Regions from separate parts of the Homo sapiens genome. Here region 1 is linked to region 2. The links are chromatin loops, found by intact Hi-C in ENCODE. Cell type or tissue: ovary. All regions are shown on one strand.

Evidence for each region. A loop is a pair of places that touch in the nucleus more often than their neighbours do. Peaks named below come from ENCODE experiments on the same cell type or tissue, not always from the same donor. Only the 100,000 strongest peaks of a DNase experiment are listed, where the experiment ranks them.
Region 1: it touches region 2 in a loop (7-fold over the local background); 1 of 110 quality-filtered maps calls a loop at or near these places.

Annotation. Positions count from the first base shown.
Region 1 is chrX:17,594,071-17,602,070 of GRCh38, forward strand. All of the region lies in intron 1 of NHS (NHS actin remodeling regulator), which reads left to right. Among named protein-coding and RNA genes, the nearest start is that of NHS-AS1, 39 kb to the left of the region's middle. In ovary, no CTCF peak of the experiment used is centred here; a DNase peak (open chromatin) is centred at 4,121; H3K27ac peaks cover 607 bases.
Region 2 is chrX:17,304,006-17,312,005 of GRCh38, forward strand. No RefSeq gene overlaps it. Among named protein-coding and RNA genes, the nearest start is that of NHS, 67 kb to the right of the region's middle. In ovary, no CTCF peak of the experiment used is centred here; no DNase peak of the experiment used is centred here.

The DNA.
Region 1 (8,000 bases), 290 kb after region 2:
ACATCTAGTTTTTATATTATTTAATCTTCCCAACAACTCTGTGAGGTAGGTCTTATTAACACCACTTTACAGATGAAGAAATCTATGTTCAGAAAAGTTGAATAACTGGCCCGTGTTTACCCACTTTATATAATAAGTCCATGCTCTTTCTGGTACACCATGCAATGTAAGCATTCCTATAGCAAAAGCAAAACAAAACCAAAACCAAAACCAAAAACAAAAAACACGCCAGTGTAGAAGTGAGGAAGGGGGTCACTAACTCAAAGGCAGAAGAAAGTCCAATGGAAGAAAGGGAGTCTTTGCTTGGATATCTATGAGAGGGTGGGTGGCAGGTGAGGGAGGGCATGGATCAGTAAAGGGAAGATAGAGGTACCTGGCAGTCTTACACGCCAAGGCTTCTCCTCCAAGTGGAATTCAGTCATTGGTTGGAAGGAGTAAGGTGGGTTACTCTGTCTCCGTTCTGCCTGGGGTACCCCTGGGATCAGGCTATTCCACCTGTCCAGGCAATCTCTGTCAACAAATTCTAAGGCAATTCGGAGGCAGTGGGGGAGACTGAAGGTCTTGCCTGTCCTATTGTCTTTGTTTAGGTTCAGAAAAAGAAGCAAACAGAACAGGAGAAGACACTGAGACATTGATTCTTGTGCACGCCCTTCATTGAGAGCGTCCTCTCAGAAGGGGCATAAGGGAAGCAGGCTGTGACTGGGGAAAAGTTCTAAGCAAGTTTGTGGCCTTAGCTAAAGACTAGCTACAGTGCAATCTCACTGCAGCAGGAATTGCACCACAGAGTTGATCCCACCTTGAAGTAGGGCACTGGCCTTTTGTACCATGCTATCAGCCAGTCATTAGCTATGGGCTGCCTCTGGGAGAGGAGGAATCACCTTCTGAGCTAGATGATTCCCATTGGCCAAGGGCAATTCTCCAGAGAAGTGAGTTGCTTTTAGCAGCCAACACTCATAGCTGGTGGGGAGGAGGATTCCACCAGAGTTAAGGGGATCTGGGTGGATATCAACAGCAGCCACTACACCCACCAAGCTGCTATATATGTTCCTGCTGACATGGAATATATGTAGAAGTTCTGTAGGGATTTTGGCTCTTCTCATTCAGATGCAGGCTGCCTTGCTGGGTGCAGATAGCTCACCTGCAAGCTCATTCTTTGATCCTGAAGAGTGGGTACCAAGCAAGGATCCTTTCCATGAGACTGATGGTATAGACACTTTCCCTACCCATTCTTTGTGAGCCATCTGCTGCTGAAGTCCTCCTCTGTCTCAGCTGAGATTTAATGTGGCAACATCTGCCCTAGGGTTTTGACTTTAATGGCATTTATCATGCACACTTCCCTTTGATGTAGGACAGCCAACCTCATGACATCTTCTGTCTTCTATCTCCAGGTTTTATTTCTCCTCTTAGTTTAGATGTCCCTCATATTCTCTCTAAACTCCTGTCCAACCCTTCCCTCTCAAATCTTGTTAATACTTAACCTGGGGTCAAGGTTTCTTTGGGCGCAGAACAATGAAAAGGCAATTAGCTAGCTGGCTTTGAGTGCTAAGGGAGTGAAAACTGGTTATGACTCTAACTTGAGACATTCCTAAGAGTAGGCCTTTCCTGTATGGTCAAGACTGAAAGAAATAAACGGATGTGGGCTTTTTTCTTGCCTTTAGACTTTATGGATTAGTCATAGGATCTTGTTGAAATTATTCAGTCCAGAAATAAGTGATTAACATTTAACTTCTTTAATGGGCAATTACTCAACAGCTATGCCAGTGGGTAAATATTTACTTATCATCTATTCCAAGGAGTGAATGTTAACTTGAGTCAAACAGTTACTTGTGTTGGTTCTTTAATAGCGGAAAAGTGAATTTATATGGCTCTAGGAGTTCCAATTTCCCACCAAATAAGAACTTACTGAAGGATGTTCAGAGCCCTGGGCTGGAGTTAAATTACAGACAATTTGCTTACCTACTCCCTCCCTCCAAAAAAAAAAAGATGAAGATTTTTTGTACTCACCACTATTTATTGAAATCTGGTAGCTTCAAATCTCACAAAGCCAAACAAATTCACTCAGTTTTTCAGTCTGTAGGTCTGTGACAGCCTCTGTTTACCACAAAACTGCCTGTATCTTGTCACTATGGATGCAAGTCAAGACAGAGGCAAAGTCTGGATGATGAATGGCTTGTTCTTAGTAATGTGCTTGTAATTGTTCTTCCTTAGAATGGGAAGGATGGCTTGGGAGGACCTGTCTATCATAGAGGGACTTGGCAGCTTCCAATCTCTTTGCTTGCTTGTCTACAATGCAGCCAATGGGACTAATTCAAATATCCCAGACATGCCCAGATGGATACACAGAGCATATGGCTTGAAGACTCAGTTATGGAAATAACAGGCACCATTTCTGAGACTTTCAATTCACTTCCAACAAATATATTTTAATCAACAGGCAGGAAACCAAATTAAAAGTTGAAGCATGAACCAAGGTCAAAGGTTAAGGGTTAGGATGTGGGATTTTGGTGTTCATGCTCCAGGTTTGGCCTACCATGCAGAGAGGTCAAAGATGACTGCACAGGGAACCATTGGGAGAGAGGAATGTGGTATTCCAGTTTGTAGAAAGTTTGAGAGTCTGGAATTTGGTATATTAGTCAGTGCCAGCCACTCCAAGTCTCAGGGGCTTCACACAAAGTTTATTTCTTGTTCATGTCACATTCCAGGCATGGGAGTGGGGAAGTGAGGGATCAGGACCTGTGTTCCACGCAGGCATTCAGACTCCCAGGCTCCTTCCATTTTATGACTTCCCTGTGCCCTAAGGCCTCCAAGTCCACCTCAGCTACTGCATCCAGACTGCAGATGAGGCAAAGAGAAAGTGTGGAGGATAGCGTGGAGGTTTTATGGGCCCACCTATATTCTGGCCAGAACTGTCACGTGGCCCCACTAACATGCAAGGGAGGCTGGGAAATAGAGTCATCTGTGTGCCCAAGGTGTAAAGGGAAATGTTTTGGTGTAAAACTAGCCAGTGTGTCATACACGGCTTCAGGAACTTAAGACTATTCTTCCGTTTTTTTTTTTTTTTTTTTTTGATACGGAGTCTTGCTCTGTCACCCAGGCTGGAATGCAATGGCGCGATCTCGGCTCAGTGCAAGCTCCGCCTCCCGGGTTCACGCCATTCTCCTGCCTCAGCCTCCCAAATAGCTGGGACTACAGGCGCCCGCTACCATGCCTGGCTAATTTTATTTTTTTGTATTTTTCGTAGAGACGGGGTTTCACTGTGTTAGCCAGGATGATCTCGATCTCCTGACCTCGTGATCCGCCCACCTCGGCCTCCCAAAGTGCTGGGATTACAAGCGTGAGCCACCGCGCCTGGCTATTCTCTTTTTTTTTTTTTTTTAAGAAAAAACAAAAAACTGGCAGGGGTAGGGACAAGGGATACACTCTTCCTCAGTGAGCATTTGGAAGAGAGCTGGAGAAAGAGCAAAAGAAGAGAGCAGGCTAGAAATGACTTAAAAATTAGTGGGATATTCCTGGAGAGTTGCCAAGCTAGAGGAGATTCACTTCCACTCATAATGGGAGATAAAAATTGTTCTCATTTGGGTTTATTTTTTTTCCAGGCACAGGCTTTAGAGGGTGAGTTAAACTTCCTAAAGCAAAGGATTAGATAAGAGGGAACTCAGCTTTGATTGAAGAGCCAGCTGTGTCAGAAAGTAACAGGGAGAGGAAGAGTGGGTCGAGCCACACCGCGGGTACCTGATTGTGGTGGACTCTGGAGGTTGCCTGTAAAAGGAGACACTCCTCAGGCTCCTCATTCACTAGGGATGTTCAGTGAAGAACAAACCCAAGCGAGAGAGGGTGCCCAGAATGATCGCAGGCTCATTTCTAGGAGGGTAGGACACTCCTGCTTGATTCTCTCTCTTCTCTTTCTTTTCTTTTCCTGTCTATGAATGCAGCCCTGTCTTAGTCAGCTCTTTTTGGAGGAGACCTGTGATGGAAGGGAAGGTTCTGACTGGGAGCTAGAGGAAAGGCCAGGGTTCAGGGCCTGCCCTACCCAGCAGGTAGACTCAGGGGGCTGTGTCCTGGCATGGGTCCTGACTGGATGGCACTCTCCCTCCCCAGCAATTCCAACAGGCCTTCTTGGGCGGACTCTTTTGTGGCAGTTCCTGGCAGTCCCAGATGTGGCTCGTTGTCAAGCCTCTGGACCAATGCCCGGAGCCTGTTGGGAGTCCAGACTCCAAGTCAAGAAGAACAGAATTAACTGGCCAGGCGCCAAGATAATATTTTTCCCTCATAAGCAAGAATGCTGCCTAGGAAATAAGTTTAACTCCTTTCTTATTTCCTTAACTCTTCTTTAGTCTCCTTTAAAGTAGTTAGTGATCATCAAAAGACATTTTTAAGTGTGCCCCCACAAAGAAAACTTTTATTTAAAAAACACTTATATGATGCCTACCCTGTGCCTTACACTAGCGTTGTACAAATATTAACCTATTAGATTGTCACAACAACCCACAACAAAGGTACTATCATTATCCTCACTTCACAGATAAGGGCATACAGGTGAAAAAGGCTTCATGGCTTCCCTAGGGTCATGCAGCTTACAGGTGGTAAACCTGGGATTTGAACCAAGGCAATCTAGTTTAGAGTCTATATTCACTGTATTGACCCTTTCTATATTCACTATATTGACCTTTCTTTCCCCAAAGAAAACGTGGATTGCTTTCATAAAATGGTATACATATAGAAAAATGCACAAATCCTAAGTGTACACTTCCTTGAATTTTCACAAACTGAACACACCTAAGTACCTACTCTCCTCACAAAAAAACCCCAAAGATCACTGGCCCCAGAAGAGCCCCTTCATTTCACTCCCCACCCCAAGGATAACCCGTATACTGATTTTTCCTTCATTGATTAGTTTGAACTGTTTTTTGAACTTGTATAAGTGGAATAATACAGCCTACTTTCTCTTGTGTCTGATTTCTTTCCCTCTGCATCACCCTGGTTGTTGAGTATAGTTCAAATTTCCTTCTTTTTGTTGCTTTGTAGTATTTCATTTTCTGAACATATCACAAGTGATTTATGAATTCCATTATTGATGGGCATTTTGCTAATATCCAGTTTGGGACTTTACAGAGAATGCTGCTATATACACATCTTTTGGTGAACACATGGATATAGTTCCATTGAGTATATACCCAGAAGCACACAGCCATAGGGTAAACAAATATTCTGCTTTCACAGGCACTGCCAAGCAGTTTTCCAGAGTGGGGGCACCAATTCACAATCCCACCAGCAGTGTGCAAGAGTTCCAGTTTTGCTAACATTTGGAATCTTCTGTCTTTTAATTTATAACCATTCTGGTGGGTGGCAGAATTTTTTTTTTGCTTTCTTCTGTTTTAAGAAAAATAGACTTTATTTTTTACCACAGATTTAGATTTACAGAAAAATTGAGATGATAGTAAAGACAGCTCCCATATATCTCCCACCCTATTAACATCTTACATTAGTATGGTACATTTCTTAACAACTCATGAACCAGTACTAATATATTATATACTGATATATTATATATACTAATATATTATCATTCACATAATTATTTTTAAATTGCAAACACATCCAAAAAATGAATAACAATGTTAATGTCTTTTATATAAAATGAGGACCATTAGATAACAGTTTGCCAGTTACATTATTTAACGGGATGGGTTGATGACTCTAGTACCGTTCTTTGCTGGATAAAGTCAAAACCACCAGTTGATGCAGGGAAGTTGTTACCTAGCATAAACCTTTATGATGATCATTCTGTATCAGTGGGGCTCCTATTTAAATGTCCATTCTTGTGCCCCTCCCCACACTAAGAATCAAAACCTCTGGAGATGCAGACCAAGAATGTGCCTTTTGATCAAGAAATTTCAGGTGGTTCTAATACATCCTAAAGCCTGATAACCTATGTTTTAGACATAGGAAAGCAAGCCCAATAAATGCCTGTAATATTTTAAGTCTAGGGGGCATATCATTTTCTGGGCTGGGCAGCTAGTACTAAGACACTAATTTAGTTCTGATTTTAATAATGTAAAGGTATATGGATAAAAAGGCCGCCTGTCAATACCAGAGTTCTAAGGAGGATGACTCTTGAGTTAGGTTTCCCAAGACCTTGAATAAAAAAGTTTGCGCTGGAAAAGTTAAATGATGCTGCCAACCCCAGGGGGCAAGGCAGCTGAGACAGAGAGAGACAGAGAGAGAGAGAGAGAGAGAGAGAGAGTGAGTTGGGGATTGTGGCTCTTTGGCATCTCAAAAGGAGCTTGAATGTCAGACAGGGTGTGGAGGACAGCAAGAAGAGATCAGTGTGTAAAATATTCCAATGGAAAATTCCAAAAAAGCGTCAGCCACAGCTAAATGGGACAAGAAACAATATACGTTAATTTAAGACGACGCCGTCAATTTAGTGGCATGTTTATTGAAATAGCCCTTTGCATTCTAAAAACAGCACTAGGGTATGGACCTCTGAATCCTTGCAGGAAACTGTACAAATTCCTAGGAGGGAACAGCAGCCCCAAATCTGACTTTAATAACAAAAGGCAATTATTTTTAGTATTTTCCAGTAGATCTCAGCTGTCTGGTATTGTCAGGCTCTATTCATGGAGAGGTGGAATTTGGAGAGAGTTAGTTCAGTGAATGGTGAGTGGGGGAGGGAGGAAAGGAAGGAGGAAAATAAGGCAGGGAAAAAACACAGAAAGGTTGGGTGGGGGAGCGAGAAGGAAGGAGAGAAGGAGAGAGAAAGGAGAGAATGAGAATATGAGTGGGAGCTTGTGAGCTTTTCCACTCTGGTACTATTATCTGGCATGATGGCCCTCAAGGCAAGGTGCCAGTCATATAATAATAAATGCCAAGATCAAACCTCTAGGAACAAATATAAAGGGACTCTAAAACAAGCAATTTGTCAGACTGGTTTCAGGGTACGGAGAAACATAAAGAACTTGGGAGAAAGTAAGTCACCGATAAATTCTCATGGAAACAACAGGAAAGCCATTATAGGTGCTAGCATTGTAACTAATTAAGAAGTGGTAAAACCATAGAGGGGGTGGCATTGGAGGGGATGGTGGCAATAGGTTATGAAGGAGAGGAAGGGTATGGAATTAATTTTTTAAAAGCTGCTTGGAAAACCCAAACTTGTAGATTCAGCAGGTTTGATGGATGAATACCTAGGTGAGGAAGAGAAATGGACATTGTGTTTCTTGCCAATTGTGTTTTGCGAAATCATGGAGAAGCAGGAAGGTTGTCAAGTGGAGAGATGACTCTGTAGAGCATTTGTCATTTATAGGAGGTAAAGCACAATCTTGTCAATAACAGGCCAGAAAAAGAACATTATTTTGTTCTCAAAGTAAGGAATAAACATGGAGGAAAATACTAAAAGATTCTAGGTGTGGTGGAACTGTTTATGATGGGCAGTTTCCACATCTTAAATCAAGACAAATGGATTTGATGATGGAAAGGAGCCATCATCCTTAAAAACTTATGTAACTGTTGGACAAGGAAGAAGAACATTATGTCTAGAGCTTTAAAAGATGTTTCTATGGTGTCCTAGGAAATCTTGTGTGGAAATTCATCCAGATTGGCTTGGATACTAGCAGTCTCATGTAGATTTTTCAAGTGGCTTAAGGAGCACAGTCCGCAAACGATAATTCATAGAAACATTTCAGCCTGGGAGGAATATAACGACTTAGTTTTTAAAGGTTTGCTGTTCACTGGTGCTTCATTCGATCCCACCCTCGATACTCTGGGAAACACTGTGAGAGATACTAGCCTCTTTTACATAAAAGGACATATAAACTCAGAGGCATTAAGTCACTGTCTAAAGTCACAAAGCTTATTTAGAAGCTCAGATCAAGTTCCCAACTATTGTTATTTAACCTTGAGAGTCACTTTTCAACACGTTCTCTTACAAACTTGGCTTTAACATATAAATGTGAGGTGTCAGTGCATGCCAGGAAGATAAGAGGATTGCAACCAAAGTCCTC
Region 2 (8,000 bases):
AATCATAAATGGATGCAAGATTTTGTTGAATGCTTTCTGCATCTATTGAGATGATCATGTGCTTTTTGTTTTTAATTCTGTTTATATGGTGTATCACATTTATTGACTTGTCTATGTTAAGCCATCCCTGCATCCCTGGTATGAAACCCACTTAATTATGGTGGATTATCTTTTTGATATGTTGTTGGATTTGGTTAGCTAGTATTTTGTTAAGGATTTTAGCATCTATGTTCATCGAGGATATTGGTCTGTAGTTTTCATTTTTGATTATGTCCTTTCCTGGTTTTGGTATTAGGGTGATGCTTGCTTCATAGAATGAGTTAGGGAGGGTTCCTTCTTTCTCTATCTTGTGGAATAGTGTCAAAAAGATTGGTACCAATTCTACTTTGAGTGTCTGGTAGAATTCTGCTGTGAATCCATCTGGTCCTGGACTTTTTTTTTGTTGGTAATTTTTAAATTACCATTTCAATCTTGCTGCTTGTTATTGGTCTGTTGGAGGTATCTAATTCTTCTTGATTTAAGCGAGGAGGGTTGTATTTTTCCAGGAATTTATCCATCTCTTCTAGATTTTCTAGCTTATGTGTGTAAAGGTGTTCATAGTAGCTTTGAATTATTTCTTGTATTTCAGTGGTGTCAGTTGTAATAGCTCCTGTTTCTTTTTTTTTTTTTGAGACAGAGTCTTGCTCTGTTGCCCAGGCTGGAGTGCAGTGGCATGATCTCGGCTCATTGCAACCTCTGCCTCCCAGGTTCAAGTGATTCTCCTGCCTCAGCCTCCTGAGTAGCTGGGATTACAGGCAACCGCCACCACACCCAGCTAATTTTTGTATTTTTAGTGGGGTTGGGGTTTTGCCGCGTTGGCCAGGCTGCTCTTGAACTCCTGACCTCAAGTGATCCACCCGCCTCAGCCTCCCAAAGTGCTGGGATGACAGGCGTGAGCCACTGTTCCTGGCCCTGTTTAATTTCTTAATGAGGTTATTTGTATTTTCTCTTTTCTTTTCTTGGTTAATCTTGCTAATAATCTGTCAATTTTATTTATCTTTTCAAAGAACCAGCTTCTCATTTATCTTTTGTATTTTTTGTTTGTTTGTTTCAATTTCATTTAGTTCTGCTCTGCTCCTGGTTATTTCCTTTCTTCTGCTTGGTTTAGGTTTGGTTTGTTCTTGTTTCTCTAGTTCCTTGAGGTGTGACCTTAGAGTGTCAGTTTGTGCTCTTTCAGTCTTTTTGATGTAGGAATTTAGGGCTATGAACTTTCCTCTTAGCACTGCCTTTGCTGTATCCCAGAAGTTTTGATAGTTTGTGTCATTATTGCCATTCAGTTTGAAGAATTTTTTAATTTCCACCTTGATTTAGTTTTTGACCCAATGCTCATTCAGGAGCAGGTTATTTAATTTCCATGTATTTGCATGGTTTTGAAGGTTCCTTTTGGAGTTGATTTACAGTTTTATTCTACTGTGATCTGAGAGAATGCTTGATATAATTTCAATTTTCTTAAATTTATTGAGGCTTGCTTTATGGCCTATCATGTGGTCTAACTTGGAGAAAGTTCCATGCACTGTGGAATAGAATGCGTATTTGCAGTTGTTGGATGAAATGTTCTGTATATATCTGTTAAGTCCATTTGTTCCAAGGTATAGTTTAAATGCATTGTTTCTTTGTTGACTTTCTGTCTTGATGACCTGTCTAGTGCTGTCAGTGGAGTATGAAGTCTCCCACTATTATTGTGTTGCTGTCTATCTCATTTCTTCAGTCTATTAGTAATTGTTTTATAAATTTGGGAGCTCCAGTGTTAGGTGCATATATGTTTAGAATTGTGATATTTTCCTGTTGGACAAGGCATTTTACCATTGTATAGTGTCCCTCTTTGTCTCTTTTAACTGCTGTTGCTTTAAAGTTTGTTTTGTCTGATATAAGAATAGCTACCCCTGCTCGCTTTTGGTGTCCATTTGGATGAAACGTCTTTTTCCATCTCTTTACTTTAAGTTTATGTGAGTCTTTATTTGTTAGGTGAGTCTCCTGAAGGCAGCAGATGGTTGGTGAGTTCTTATCTACTCTGTGGTTCCGTATCTTTTAGGTGGAGCATTTAGGCCATTTACCTTCAATGTTAGTATTGAGATGTGAGGTACCATTCCATTCATCATGCTATTTGTTGCCTGCGTTCTTTGTTTTTTGTTTTTGTTTTTGCTTTTTAACTTGTATTTTTATTTTATAGGTCCTGTCTGGTTTATACTTTAAAGAGTTTCTGTTTTGATGTATTTCCAGGATTTGTTTCAAGATTTAGAGCTCCTTTTAGCAGTTCTTGTAGTGGCGACTTGGTTGTGGCAAATTTTCTCAGCATTTGTTTGTCTGAAAAAGACTGTATCTTTCCTTCATATATGATGCTTAGTTTCACTGGCTACAAAATTCTCGGCTGATAATTGTTTTGTTTGAGGAGGCCAAAGATAGGGCCCCAAATCCCTTCTAGCTTGTGGGGTTTCTGCTGAGAAATCTGCTGTTAATCTGATAGATTTTCCTTTATAGGTTACCTGGTGCTTCTGTCTCACAGCTCTTAAGATTCTTTCCTTTGTCTTTGAATAACCTGATGACAATGTGCCTAGGTGATGATTTTTTTGTGATGAATTTCCCAGGTGTTCTTTGTGCTTCTTGTATTTTGATGTCTAGGTCTGTAGCAAGGCCAAGGAAGTTTTCCTCGACTATTCCCCCAAATATGTTTTCCAAGCTTTTAGACTTCTCTTCTTCCTCAAGAACACCGATTATTCTTGGGTTTGGTCATTTAACATAATCCCAGACTTCTTGGAGGGTTTTTTTTCATATTTTCTTATTCTTTTTTTCTTTTTCTTGTTGGATTGGGATAATTTCACGACCTTTTTTTCTTCGAGCCCTGAATTTCTTTCTTCTACTTGTTCAATTCTATTGTTGAGACTTTCCAGAGCATTTTGCGTTTCTATAAGTGTGTCCAATGTTTCTTGAATTTTTTATTGTTTTTTCTTTAAGCTATCTGTTTCCTTGAATATTTCTCCCTTCACTTTTTTATTGTTTTTTGGATTTCCTTGCATTGGGCTTTGCCTTTCTCTGGTGCCTCCCTGATTAGCTTAATATCTAACATCCTGAATGATTTATCAGGTAAATCAGGGATTTCTTCTTGGTTTGGATCCATTGCTGGTGAACTAGTGTGATTTTTTGGGGGTATAAAAGAGCCTTGTTTTGTCATATTACCAGAGCTGGTTTTCTGGTTCCTTCTCATTTGGGTAGGCTCTGTCAGAGGGAAGATCTAGGTCTGAAGGCTGTTGTTCAGATTCTTTTGTCCCACAGGATATTCCCTTGATCTAGTATTCTCTCCCTTTTCCTATGGACGTGGCTTCCTGTGAGCCAAACTGCAGTGATTGTTGTCTCTCTTCTGGGTCTAGCCACCTGGCAAGTCTACCTGGCTCTGGGCTGGTACTGGGGGTTGTCTGCAGAGTCCTGTGATGTGAACTGTCTATGGGTCTCTCAGCCATGGATATCAGCAACTGTTCCAGTCGAGGTGGCAGGGGGTGTGCAATGGACTCTGTGAGGGTTCTTAGTTTTGGTGGTTTAATGCTCTATTTTTGTGCTGGTTGGCCTCCCAGTGGTAGGTGGGGCCCTAGATCTCCCAAGATTATATGCCCTTTGTTTTCAGCTACCAGGGTGGGTAGGGAAGTACCATCAGTTGAAGGCAGGGCTAGGTGTGTCTGAGCTCAGACTCTCCTTGGGTGGGCCTTGCTGCAGCTGCTGTGGGGGATGGGGGTGAGATTCCCAGGTCAATGGAGTTGTGTACCTAGGAAGATTATGGCTGTCTCTGCTGAATCACGCAGGTTGTCAGGGAAGTGGGGGAAAGCCGGCAATCACAGGTCTCACCCAGCTGCTCCCATGCAAACCGAAGGGCTGGTCTCACTCCCACCATGGCCCCTCTAACGGCCCCGAGTCGGCTTCCAGGCGGTGGGCAAGCCGGGCTTGAGAACTTGCCCCAGGCTACCCACCTTCCAGCTGTGAAAGAAAAGGGCTTGGTTCTTCCCCGGCCTGTGGAGTCTACACACTGGATACATGCCCTGAGTTCTGGCCAGGAGGCTTCTTGCCCCATTCAAATTGTTACAAAGTTCAGCTGGAGATTTCCTTCTCCCTGTGGTGTTTCCCCACCCCCTGCTCCTCTGGCCGCCCTCCCAATGGATCCCTATGGTACCAGGCAGGAATGGCCTGCTTGGGGACCCAGCAAGCTCCCAGGGCCTTCCTCTACTTCCTCTATCCCTGTATTTCATTTGGCTCTCTAAATTTACTCAGTTCCAGGTAAGGTTGAAAACTTCTCCTGCAAACAGACCTTCAGTTTCTCCAGTGTGGGTGTGTGTCGGGAGAGGAGTCTCTCCCTTTCCCAGTTCCACAGTTGGGGTACTCACAGTATTTGGGGGGTCCTGCAGGAGCAGTCCACTTCCTTCAGAGGGTCTGTGAGTCCTCTCTGGATTGCTGGTTTGTTCTTGCAGTTGATCTGGCACCAAAATTCACAATGTGAGCCTCCACACACTGCTCTGTCCATCCGAGTCGGAGCTGCAATCTAGATCTGCCTCCCATCTGCCATGATCATCAGTTTATTTTTTTAGGGCAGTTTTAGGTTCGCAGCAAAATTGAGTGGAATGTACAGAGATTTTCCATATGCCCACTGCCTCTACAGTGGCACAGCCTCCCCCATTATCACCATCTCCCACTAGAGTGGTACATTTGTTACCATCGATGAACCTACATTGACACACCATTATCACCCAAAGTCCACAGTTGACATTAGGGTTCATTCTTGGTGTTGCATATTCCATAGACTTTGAGCATTATAAAAATATAGTAGTAATAATTGTGCTGATCATTCTTCAGCCCCCTATCCCAAGATGCATGCTCTATCCTTCTTTGCTCTGATCCGTGCCAGGAGAGGCAGACTGCATCACCCACGCTCCCCTGCCAGCTGATTTCTAATTGGATTTAGCCAATGAGAGGGCCCAGCAGGTGATAAAGAAGGCAGTAAGAGAGAAAGTTTAGAATATTTCTTTTCCCTGGTCTCTCCGTTTCAGCACTCCATCTCTGGTGAGAGCTGGGTCCCTTCATAACAACATATCCTGATAGGCGGCCCCTTTTCTATGGCCTAAGCTCTCACTGGGATCCAGTGACACTATTTCCTCCCTGTCTCCTTTAGCACACGTAAGATACTGGTCGCTCATCATAGTTTCTTGGTGTTTTAATATCCCTTGTTGGTTCCTTTACCTTGCTCATAAAGTAATCTTTTCATTCAAGTCTCTTCATTTGAACCATCTGGGCTGAGTTCTTTTTCTTGTTGGAACCTTGATTCATATCAACATAACAACAGCAGCAGCCATAATAACTCAACAACAACTTTGTTGAATGCTTACAATGTGCCAGGTGCTATGCTAATCTCTTCAAAAGCATTGGCTGTATTAAGGGATAATTGTCAAAGAAAGTATAATCATGACTTTCATACAGATGTAAAGTGAACACATGTTGATAAAGACTCTCTCTTTGACGAAACTTTAGACAGGCTCCTCTGAACCTTCTTTTCAACTAGGCCTCATTCTTGGGCCTTGTATTCAGCCTGCCTAGCCCAGTTTTAGCAAGAATCTTGCTAAGTCAGTTTAGTGAGAATCTCCCCCTCCTTGAAATCTGATTACTTTTGATATCTGATCAAATTCCTCATTCTCCACCTTTGATGTCTGATCACCCTGGCCTGCCTTCAGCAAGAATCCTGTTAAGTAGGATTAGTAAAAATCCCCCTACCGTTGATGTTTCCTCTCAGTAATTTTCCATCCACTGACTCCCCAACCGCAACTCTGCTCATTGGCTACAAATCCCCATCTGTATTTGTTGTATTCGGAGTTGAGCCTGACCTCTCTTCCCTATTGTGATAGTCTTGATGAATGTCTCAATAGGCCTGAATAGTCTTCCTTACCATTTTAGCAAGTATCAGAATAATTTTTCTTTAACAGTTATGGTGACTTATGAGTGAAACAGGATCAGAGTCATCATTGGATCCTTAAGCCTCTCACCAGGACCCCAAGTAAAGATAGATTGGAGATTCATTGGTAGTCCAACTCCTGAGCTAATGCTCTGAATACCAGTACACTGAAGCAGGGTATGGACCAATTTTGAATTCTTAAGATTCTGAATATACTCTCCGAGGCTAGGATAGAATTTCAGCATTTTTTATTTGAAAGGCACCTCCTGAGCTGGAAGGTCTTCTTGGCTCCTTGTTTCAAGTAGATATTCACTCCCTGACTCTTGGGCTGAAAGTCCTTCTTTCTGGCTCTTTGTTTCAAGTGGGGATTTATTACCTGATTCCTGTGCTGAAAATTTTTTGTTGGCTCTTTGTGAAGTCTCTCTGTGCCTTTTATTTGATCTTGCTTCTCCCATAGGAATGTCTGAAACCCCCCTTCTGGAATTCCTGTTGACTATATGCTCCACTAATAGGGTACTTTTTCTGCCCACTTTCTTTCTCGTTGGCATGATTTTACTAAGAATAATCTAGAACTTCAATGCCTTCCCCAAACTAGCTCTTGTAAGACCTCTCCCTTCCCATCACCTCTGCTTCTCCTTCCCCCTTTTACCACCTTAAGTCTTCAATTCAGTACCCTTGAGTCCCTTCATGCCTTTATCTCTTCTATCCCTCTGTTCACTCCCTGCCAGACTTTTCCTATCCCACTCCAGCCCCTCAATTCTCTATTGTCACTTGAACTTTAGCCCTCCTACCTCCCATTGTGGGGATCTCAATGGACTCAGGGACTCCTAATGGCAACTACCTAAGGCTAAAAAGAAAAACAGAGTAATTGGAAACAGACTGGATATTTTATTCACTCAGATGGATTTTGGAAACACCCAGACAGCCACTTGGTATTTGCAAAAGATCCCTCACCTAAAATTTGGTCCACAGCCTCCATAATATTACATATCAGGGCAAAAGAAAATCTTAATAATCTCCTCTGCAAATATTGGCAAAAAGCATTAGCCTCATATTGAGCAGGTAACCTTAACTTTTTTCATCTGACAGAAGCACAATTCAGATAAAAATATAAAGTGGAGCAAAGACAAGAGCCAACTATTTTATATAAATTAGTGAGTTTATGTATGTATGTATGTATTTATTTATTTATTGAGACAGAGTCTTGCTCTGTTGCCCAGGCTGGAGTACAGTGGCATGATCTTGGCTCACTGCAACCTCTGCTTCCCAGGTTCAAGAGATTCTCCTGCCTCAGCCTCCTGAGTAGCTGGGGCGACAGACGTGCACCACTATGCCTGGCTAATTTTTGTATTTTCAGTAGAGGTGGGGTTTCGCCATGTTGGCCAGGCTGATCTCAAACTTCTGACTTCAAGTGATCCACCTGCCTCGGCCTCCCAAAGTGCTGGGATTACAGGCATGAGCCACCGTGCCCAGCCAAATTAGTGAGTTTATATTACTGTATTTTTACCTGACTCATGGTTAAAATTTTAGAATGGAAGCTAGAAGGCTTCTATTTGTGTCTGTTTATATGTTCATTTAAGTATGTAAATGTGTATATGTGATAGTTTCCTACATCCAGATGGTATTACCAAGTTAATTCACAAAATCCCATAAAGAAGTGCTATTCAAATTGGCTTACATATACATAAGCACTTACATAAATTAAATATTTCTAAAACTCCCAGAAATATAGAACTAACCCAAATATTTTTCAAGTGCATACAGTTTAGGTAAATCTTTGGCAAATAAGACTAGTGTGATACTGGTTTCATAAAAACAGATATGTCTTCTAAATTATCATTATTTATAATATGAATATACATTTGTATTCTACTTGGGTTTACTACTCAAATAAGGTAATATTACCTCTGCCAAATGATTAAAATTATAAATATTATAAATTCAAACTAAACAAATGTATGAGTAAAGATGCACGAAAATGAATTTCTTGATATCCATTACTTCATGTATATCAACAGCAGCAGTAAAACAAAAAACT